2 separate regions of the Homo sapiens genome follow, and region 1 is linked to region 2. Evidence: chromatin contacts called from ENCODE Hi-C or POLR2A ChIA-PET data. All regions are on one chromosome and are shown on one strand. The core of a region is the stretch at or near the end of the contact, and the rest is flanking DNA. Distances in the headings are between cores, read along the strand shown.

Region 1 (5,184 bases), core at 2,640-5,139, 690 kb before region 2:
AATGTAACCCCACTTGGAGCTAAATTATGGTTTCCACTTCCTGTCGCCACTTATTCACTCCACCCTGAGGCAATAGAGTGGTTTATCTGATGGGAAAGGGCAAGCCCAGCTCAGCCCCTTCCCATTTTGCTCATGGAAACTCAGCTTGCCTGCATGGAGCTCATGTTCTCTGCCCTTGGCCAAGCTATAGGCTTAATAACAAATGTCCTGCCCTCATCAGAGGAGACCTGAGATGGTCCAGTACCTTCCATAACTGGGCAGGTATGTCTATTGTATGCTCAGCTTCAGATATAAGCACAAAGGTACCTCCCACAACCTAAACTTCACCAGTAATAAAGTTGATATTTTGGCCTTCATCCACATACCTCTTATTTCTCAGTTGGTTCAGAACATGAGAGCAAATGATAACAATACAATGCTCCAAAAATAAAATGAAAACATTATAAAAAGGCTCCAGGTGTGAATACAAACCCTATTCTGTTACAAATACTCAGGGAGAAATGAAAGTTTAAAGATTATATCTACTTGCACAGTAAGGTATAAGACAGCAAAGTCCAAATGAATTACATTTTGAATGGTCAATGATAAGGAACTTATCAAGAGCTGCATCACTCAGTGGACTTTTCACAAGATTCTCTTTCACAATAGTAACCATCGCAATCTTCAGAATCAAAAGCTCTGTCCACCCAGTTTACAAACTCTACCAAACATACGCCCCGCTACCACCGATCCCATCCCATCCCCCCTGGCACCAGCACCTACATCTGAATGCAGATATTTATGCTGGACTGAATTCTATGTAAACAAAATAAAACTTTGAAAAACAACAGCTAAAAACCCTTGGAGTTAAAAAATGGCAATAATATAATGTGTGGTGCTAGTGGAAAAAAAATAGAAAAACGTTAAGAAACTAGAAATGGGACCCAAATACAGAAGAGGATGATAGAGTGAATTAGTGAAATCAACAAGGACTGATTCAAATACAAATTTACTTTAGCTGTTTATTCATTCAATACATGCCTATTGAGTGCCTGCTGTGGATTAGGTTTGGGTACTCTGTGCGCTAGGTACAGGGGGTTCAATGGGAACAAAATAGACATGAGTTTACCTTGTATTTTTGTTAAGAGACAAAATAATGCTAACTGTACCAATCCTGGTGTTTAGTAAATATTAGATCCTCAATGAAAATCAGTTATTAATATTTTAATATAGGAAAACAGGGCCAGGCGCAGTGGCTCATGGCTGTAATCCCAGCACTTTGGGAGGCCGAGGCAGGTGGATCACCTGAGGTCAGGAGTTCGAGACCAGCCTGGCCAAAATGGTGAAACCCCATCTCTACTAAAAATACAAAAATTAGTTGGGTGTGGTGGTGTGCACCTATAGTCGCAGTTACTCAGGAGGCTGAGACAGAAGAATCGTTTGAACTTGGGAGGCGGAGCTTGCAGTGAGCTGAGATCATGCCATTGCACTCCAACCTGGGCGACAGAGCGAGACTCCATCTCAAAAAAAAAAAAAAAAAAAAGGAAAAGAGGTCAAATGGAGATTGTTTACTAAATAGTATTAGGTAAATAGTATTAGGATAACCGGCTAGAGATCAGGGAAAACAATTGGTAGAGGTACCCCTTATAAAAGACATCAAAACAAATTTCAGAAGAATTTATTTAAATTTAAACATGGTATTAAAAAGCACAAAATAAATGTGTTATCAGATCTGTGAAAGAAGATTCATGTCCTCAGTTTTGAAGAAATAAAACCACAAGGAAATGAACAGACCTTAATACTGAAACATAAATTTCATACAAAAACAAAACAGCAGACTGAGGGAAATATTTCATTTGGTGTAATTGATAAAAGGTAAAAATCTGGAGAAAACATTTCAATTTATAAGCAAATCATAGTGATGCCAATAAATAAGCAGACTAAGGATGTTGCAGTGGATAGCTTCATTGTTTTTTTGTTTTTGGCAACTGTGGTAGGCAGAATAATGGTCTCCCAAAGATGTCCACATCCTAATCCACAGAAACTACAAATATGTTTAACATTACATGGCAAAGGGGGATTAAAGTTGCTAATCAGCTGACCTTAAAATAGGGATTGTATTAGTCTGCTTTCACACTGCTATAAAGATGCTACTCGAGACTGGGTTATTTATAAAGGAAAGAGGTTTAATTGACTTACAGTTCTGCATGGCTGGTGAGGCCTCAGGAAACTTACAGTCATGGTGGAAGGGGAAGCAGGCACATTTTTCACAAGTCAGCAGGAGAGTGGAGCAAGGAGGAACTTCCAAACACTTACAAAACCATCAGATTTCCTGAGAACTCAATGACCACAGCATGGGAGAAACCGCCCCCATGGTCCAACGGTCTCCCTCCCTCGACCTGTGCGGATTACAAATCAAAACGAGATTTGAGTGGGGACACAGAGGCAAACCATATCAGGGAGAGTATCCTGGATTACACAGGTGGGCCCAATATAATCACAAGGGTCCTTGAAAGTAGATGAAGGAGGCAGAGGATGGCAACAGTGATGCAGTGTGAGAAAGACTTGATCACTATTGCTGGCTTTGAATATGGGGAAGGGGTCATGAGCCAAGGAATGTGGGCAGCTTCTAAATGTTGCAAACAGCAAGGAATTGAAATTTCCTCTAGAGCATCCCAAAAGGAAAAGAGCCCTGCCAACACCTTGATTTTAATGCAGTGAGTTTTTGTGTCAGACTTCTTACTTATGGAAGAACTGTAAGATAATAAATTTATGTTGTTTGAAGCCACTAAGTTTGTGGTAATTTGGTATAGCAGCAAAGGGAAATTCACACAGCCAGCTACTTTTTAAACGCTGTTCCTGTGTTTGCAGAATCTGTAACCTCAAGGGGCAGAACCTTCCTTCTGCAGAATATGAGGTCTTTTCCCAGCTGCACTTGCAGCAAGGGCACAGATCCATGGCCAGTATCTGTCAATTGTACACCTGCATGATTTTGAATTAGAGGCTGGTCATGTGCAGAGGGGAGCCTGGCAGAATCTGTTCTGTGAGGGCAGTGGCAGGGACAGCTGTCACTGCAGCAGCGTGTTGCTGTCAAAGACAGCAATTCCCACAGCAGGGTTTGCGCACAGTATGGTGTCATGGTGGGCACCTGGCAGTGTCAGAGTCCAGTGACGAGTTCCAGGAGCCTGCCCTAGGCTGGACTTTGGACATTTTTCCTGGCTGTATAAGCCCTAAGCCTGGTGCCCTTGTCCTCCTGGAGATTCTGGGAGCCTTAATAAGTTCCTTTTCTGCTAAATTAGCCAGAGTTGGTTTTTGTGGCTTGTGATTCAGAACCCTCAGTAAATCAGATATGAATGAACAATTCAATTCACTCAAAAAGAAAGTGGTGACACATCCCTGTAGTCCCAGCTCTCAGGAGGATCGATTGAGCCTGGGAGGTCGAGGCTGCAGTGAGCCGTGATCATGCCACTATACCCCAGGTTGGGTGACAGATAAGACCCCATCTCAACAAAAAGGAAAAAAAAAAGCAAGAAGAAAGAAGAAAAAGAAAGAAAGGAAGGAAGGAAGGAAGAAAGGAAGGAAGGAAAGAAAGAAAGAAAGAAAGAAAGAAAGAAAGAAAGAAAGAAAGAAAGAAAGAAAGAAAGAGAAAAAAGAAAGATGACAAAAACAGGAGAAAAAGTTGACCCTAGCTAGCAGTCAAAGAAACTCACAGCTTGAGGTGCCATATGATAGTTACTAAAAACAAAAACAATTGTTTCTGTAGCACAACAACGAGAACAGTTCCTCAGATAATGTCATTTCATTCAACTTTTTTTTTTTTTTTTTAATGATGAGAAAAAAATTGATTCTCTGCCAGGGCCACTGTCTGTGTGGTTTGCATGCTCTCCCCACGTCCACAGGGGTTTTGCTCTGGATGCTCTGGTTTTCTCCCACCCCTCAAAGAGGTGCATGTTCAGTTCACCGGCATGTCTACATGGTCCTGGTGTGAGTGTGGGGTGTGTGTGAGTGTGCCCTGCGATGTGACAGTGTCCTGTTCAGGGCTGGTTCTTACTTTAAGCCCTGAGCTGCTGGAATGAGCTACAGCAACCGGAGACTGGAGACTCCGGCAACCTAGAGAACTGTTATTATTGAGTAAGTTATCTTACTTGCTTTTATTTATCTTTCTTAAATGTATGTATAGCTCATATTTATTTCAGTGGTTAATATCAGAAGTGTTTTTTTTTTTTGAGACGGAGTCTCACTCTGTTGCCCAGGCTGGAGTGCAGTGGTGCAATCTTGGCTCACTGCAACCTCTGCCTCCCAGGTTCTAGTGTTTCTCCTGCTTCAGCCTCCTGAGTAGCTGGGACTACAGGCATGCGCCACCATGCCCGGCTAATTTTTGTATTTTTAGTAGAGACGGGGTTTCACCATGTTGGTCAGGCTGGTCTTGAACTCCTGACCTTATGATCCACTCGCCTCGGCCTCCCAAAGTGCTGGGATAACAGTCATGAGCCACCGCGCCCGGCCTTTGGTTTTTATTTAGAATTTTGATGTGTTTGTGACTAGAAATAAACCATAGGAATATTAATTTGCTTGTGGTAAAATTGGTGTTACTTACTTTCAGATTGCAAGAACATATTGACAACCTTAAGTGAGGACTGACTGTACCTTTGTTTATAGCTAGTAACTAAATGGATACACTGTTTGGAAAGTAATTTGGAAAGGAGTAATAGGAATATTTAGCAAAAATCTGTAAACGTGTCCTTAGCTTCTGACCTGGCAATTGCCAAGAAGCTTGGGAGGGTGTTTGGTAAGATAAAAATTATTTGTGTGCTTGTGTTTGAAAATTATTGATGTGGGCTTACAGTGTGTTAAACTAGGGGTGATAAAATTTGCATTAGGACCCCAGAAGCTTTTAGAGAGCAAAGAGATTAGAACCTATATTCAGTTTCCTGAAATGTAAAGTGACTGAAGCTGTCAGAGCGGCTGAGATCAAGGCTCTCTCTGAGGCTGGGCAGGAGAATGACTCCCCTGGGAGAACATTTCCACAAGGGGAAAGTGGTTAGTAGATGCGTACCCTGCACCAAGGCACGTGATTAAAGGGGAATATGGTCTGTGCAGTAGCCATACCAGGGGGCAGTTTATGCCCCCAGAAAACTGCTCTCAAAAAGAACCAAGAGCTGTAATTTTGGGAACACAAGCCTCTTTGGTGGAGAATGGTGTTAT
Region 2 (4,679 bases), core at 717-3,216:
AAAAGTATTTAATACAGAGATGAGGGAATGGTCAAAGAAGAAGAATTAGGAGACAGTGCAACAGTCTGTGCTCTGTACTTGTGAAGCATAGATCTGAAATGCATGAGGAGAGCAATATTAGCAAAAGGGGCACAGCTGATGTAGCAGGCATGAAAGTACATTGCTTGGATCTCCTTTTAGCTGAAAGAATACACTTAGCTAATGGCCATCAGCTGCAGCACCTTTGGAATCTACCACAGCAAGCTGAGGTTATGATCTTCCCAGGCAGCCCATACCAGTGGCTGATCATGGCAGCATTAACAGGACCAGTTCTACCCATTGCAAAACTTCTCTTAACAGGCAATCTTTGCTCTTCATCTCCCCATTAAGTAGGCTGAGACTTTGCTCAATATATATCAAAGTCTCAGGCTCTCCTGGCCCAATCCTCTTTACTCCCCTCTTTCCTTTCACAGATATCAGATCAGCATCCAGATCTGAAGGCTTTCTTTACCCAATCCTCCATCCTCCTTTTTTATCTCTCATAGGTGTACATCCCCATCACCATTCCACCCCCTACACTTCTTGCACTTCCAACTTTATTTCAGTGTCTGCTTCCTGAAGGACCCAAAACTACACAACTCTAAATAGAAAAGCTGGATGTATCTATCAAGGAATCTTATTCTCTTAGAACCAACTATGCCTAGAATAGCCGTTTGTACATTGTGAGTCTTTTTTTTTTTGGGTGGTGGGGACAGAGTTTCGCTCTTGTTGCCCGGGCTGGAGTGCAGTGGCACAATCTAGGCTGACTGCCATCTCCACCTCCCAGGTTCAAGCAATTCTCCTGCCTCAGCCTCCCATGTAGCTGGGATTACAGACATCCACCACCAAGCCCAGCTAATTTTTTGTAATTTTGGTAGACACAGGGTTTCACCACGTTGGCCAGGCTGGTGTCAAACTCCTGATTTCAGGTGATCCGCCCGCCTCGGCCTCCCCACGTGCTGGGATTATAGGCGTGAACGACCGTGCCCAGCCCATTGTGGGTCTTTAGTGTTAAATATAAAAACGCTTTGGAAATATGTGGGAAGTTACACCCTACAAAATTTACATAAGTAAAAAATTAATAGTATTGAGGCCAGGCGAGCTGGCTCACACCTGTAATCTTAGCACTTTGGGAGGCCGAGGCAGACAGATCACTTGAGGTCAGGAGTTTGAGACCAGCCTGGCCAACATGATGAAACCTTGTCTCTACTAAAAATAAAAAAATTAGCTGGAAATCCCTGGAACCCAGGAGGCGGAGGTTGCAGTGAGCTGAGATCATGCCACTACATTCCAGCCTGGGCAACAGAAAGAGACTCTGTCTCAAAAATAAATAAATAAATAAATAAATAAATAAAAAATAAATAAATAAATAAAAAATAATAGCATTGAATTAATTGTGTCTAGAATTAAAGAAGATATTTTAAGTTTAATTATTTCATGCACTAGAAAATGAAGAAATGTGATGATTTATGCATTGAGAAAAACACCAAGGTCACTGTAGATATGGATGTTTTATACATGCTGAAATCTTTTCTCTGATGTAACTTGAGATTAAAGAAGAGACTAAAGTAGCTATTTGGACATTTCTCTATTTAGAGGAACCAATTTTTTTTCTCAAACAGATATCTTCATCTCACAACTGAAAGTCATAATGGGATAGATGGGCAGGACAGAGCAGTTCTCTGAGAGAAGAGCTGCAGCTAGAGTTTAGCAACTATGAGAGACAGAACATGCACTAAAGATACGACCTTCAGATAACAAAGATTCTTAAAATTTCTTTTGAATATTCTTTATGTCTTCTTTTCATGAGACACTGACGCAAAAACAGAAAGACACTCTTGTCATAGCGGTGTTGAAAACATATATATAAAGAACTGTCACATGGTATACCAACTCAAATTCAGAATATAACGGAAACGCTACATGACAGACCATCTTACACTATCAGCCCAACATAACCACTCTTCCTGTTTTGTTTGATGGGGGAAGTTATAATGTAATGCCAGAGGTATATTTTATGTGTGTGTATTAGGCTGTGGAAGATTGGTTGACTGGCTTTTGGTCACTGAGTTTCAGATATTCAGTTCTAGAATAATTTGGGAATAAAATTGCTATCCTATAGTAGTTTTGAGCTATTAAGAACTATTTGGTTGAAGGTCTGATATCTTATTCCATTTTTAACTGCTACTCAACACAAGATTTTCCTTTTGAAGTAGGTCTTGGTAGAGGTTGAAGCATTTCCACGATATAATTTCGAATTATTGCCTCTCATAGTCCACCCCAGCATGACCTCTTTCCTGCCAGTTTCCTCTTTTTTTTTTTTTTTTTTCTGAGTCTTACTCTGTCACCCAGGCTGGAGGGCAGTGGTGCAATCTTGGTTCTCTGCAACCTCCACCTCCTGGGTTCAAGTGATTCTCCTGCCTCAGCCTCCCGAGTAGCTGGGACTACAGGCACGTGCCACCATGCCTGGCTAATATTTTGTTTTTTTTCGTTTTTTTTTTTTTTTTTTTTTTTGAGACGGAGTCTTGCTCTGTTACCCAGGCTAGAGTGCAGGGGCGCGATCTCTGCTCACTGCAAGCTCCGCCTCCTGGGTTCAGGCCATTCTCCTGCCTCAGCCTTCCGAGTAGCTGGGGCTACAGGCGCCTGCCACCACGCCCAGCTAATTTTTTGTATTTTTAGTAGAGAAGGGTTTTCACCGTGTTAGCCAGGATGGTCTCGATCTCCTGACCTCGGGATCCGCCCGCCTTGGACTCCCAAAGTGCTGGGATTACAGGCGTGAGCCACTACGCCCAGCCGCCTGGCTAATATTTTGTACGATTTTTAGTAGAGACGGGGTTTCACTGTGTTAGCCAGGATGGTCTCAACTTCTTGACCTGGTGATCCACCCTCCTCGGCCTCCCAAAGCGCTGGGATTACAGGCGTGAACCACCGTGCCTGGCCCAGTTTCCTATATTATACATCCTCTTTCCCAAATTATTTTCTTCCTTACTTTACAAATTCTCAACTTTCTACTTTTTTTCTCTGAACTTCCACGTCTTTTCCACAACCCTCTACTCCCAACTGAGGGTGTTGCCTACTTCTCCGGGAAAATAGAGACTACCAGAAATAGCTTATCTTTTGATTCCCAAATCTTTTTTTTTTTCATCCTTTTTTTTCCCTCACTCTGTCGCTCAGGCTGGAGTGCAGTGGCATGATCTTGGCTTACTGCATCCTCTGCCTCCCAGGTTCAAGCGATTCTTGTGCCTCAGCCTCCCGAGGAGCTGAGACTACAGATGCCCACCACCACACCCAGCTAATTTTGTATTTTTAGTAGAGATGGGGTTTCGCCACGTTGGCTAGGTTGGTCTGGAACTCCTGACCTCAGGTGATCTGCCCACCAGAGCGCTGGGATTACAGGCTTGAACCACCACGCCCGGCCTGATTCCCAAATCTATGATTCAATCTGCACCTGTACTTTTTTTTTCTTCCTTCCAGTTTCAACAGTGGGAGTGTCCCTCCTTCCTTCATTTCACTCCTGCCCTTTGGATCTAATCCTTCCTTCTCCACACCATCATCTCTCTCTTTCTAATAACTTCTGATTTCTGATCCCAAAGATGGGCTAGCATCTCTCATCTGAGAAAGCGAAACAAAGCAAAAACCTTTTCTTGTCAACCTCTGTCGCCCATGCTGAAGTGCAGTGGTGCCATCTCGGCTCACCGCAACCTCTGCCTCCTGGGTTCAAGCGATTCTCGTGCCTCAGCCTGCCAAGTATCTGGGACTATAAGCATGTGCCACCACACCTGGCTAATTTTTGTATTTTGGGTAGAAACAGGGTTTCACCATGTTGGTCAGGCTGGTCTCGAACTCCTGGATTCAAGTGATCCGTCTGCCTTGACCTCCCAAAGTGCTGGGATTACAGGTGTGAGTGAGCCACCATGGCTGGCCATAAAACCTTTTTTCTGATGCGTATTCTCTTTAAGTTACTTCTCCTTCTTTTGCTTCCCGTCACTGGAAAACTTTTTTTTTTTTTTTTTGAGATGGAGTTTCACTATGTCGCCTAGGCTGGAGTACAGTGGTGTGGTCTCAGCTCGCTGCAACCTCAGCCTCCTGGTTTGAAGTGATTATCCTGCCACAGCCTCCCAAGTAGCTCGGACTACAGGTGCACACCACCATGCCCAGCTAATTTTTGTATTTTTAGTAGAGACGGGGTTTCACCATGTTGGCCAGGCTGTTCTCAAACTCCTGACCTCAGGTGATCTGCCCACCTTAGCCTCCCAAAGTGCTGGGATTACAGGCGTGAGCCACCGCACCCGACCTCCAAAATATTTCTCATCTCTGAGTACTTCTCACCGTTGGCACTACTTCTACCGTGATACAAGCCATTGTCATCTCTCATTGAATTGCTGAAAACGCCTCCTAATTAGTCACAGTACTTTCATTCTTATCCCCTTATAATCTATAGTCCATTCAGAGTCAGGAGAGATCTTTTGAAAGTTTAAATCAATTTATATCATTTTCCTGATTAAAAACTTGTCTATAGGTTTCCATTGCACTTAGAGTAAATTTAAGTGCTTGGTTCACTCACTAGGTTAAAATTAAAAGTAAGTGCTTACTATGACACTGGTGAAAAGAAGGAAGGAAGGAAGGAGAAAGAAGAAAGGAAGGAAGGAAGGAGAAAGAAG

Evidence for each region. A loop is a pair of places that touch in the nucleus more often than their neighbours do. ChIA-PET counts read pairs that join two places held with the same protein, here RNA polymerase II (POLR2A). Pooled maps may share reads with other maps.
Region 1: a loop to region 2 is called in a pooled map, with 5 times the contacts of the local background. The contact joins the promoter of SPTBN1-AS2 here to the enhancer-like site in region 2. A Hi-C loop is called at or near these places in 7 of 50 pooled maps. POLR2A ChIA-PET finds 5 or more read pairs at or near these places in 2 of 52 experiments (Caco-2 and SK-N-SH).

Annotation. Positions count from the first base shown.
Region 1 is chr2:54,678,750-54,683,933 of GRCh38, reverse strand. It overlaps SPTBN1-AS2 (SPTBN1 antisense RNA 2), which reads left to right and starts at 3,889. Exons shown (of 3, transcript NR_186176.1): 1 at 3,889-4,110. LOC105374653 (a long non-coding RNA gene) reads right to left here. Exons shown (of 3, transcript XR_940104.2): 2 at 2,179-2,378.
Region 2 is chr2:53,992,183-53,996,861 of GRCh38, reverse strand. It overlaps a transcript of ACYP2 not described here. Among named protein-coding and RNA genes, the nearest start is that of PSME4, 24 kb to the right of the region's middle. Within about 2 kb of position 1,966, at least 5 of the 41 ENCODE cell types and tissues checked have a DNase peak (open chromatin) inside an H3K27ac peak, as active enhancers do.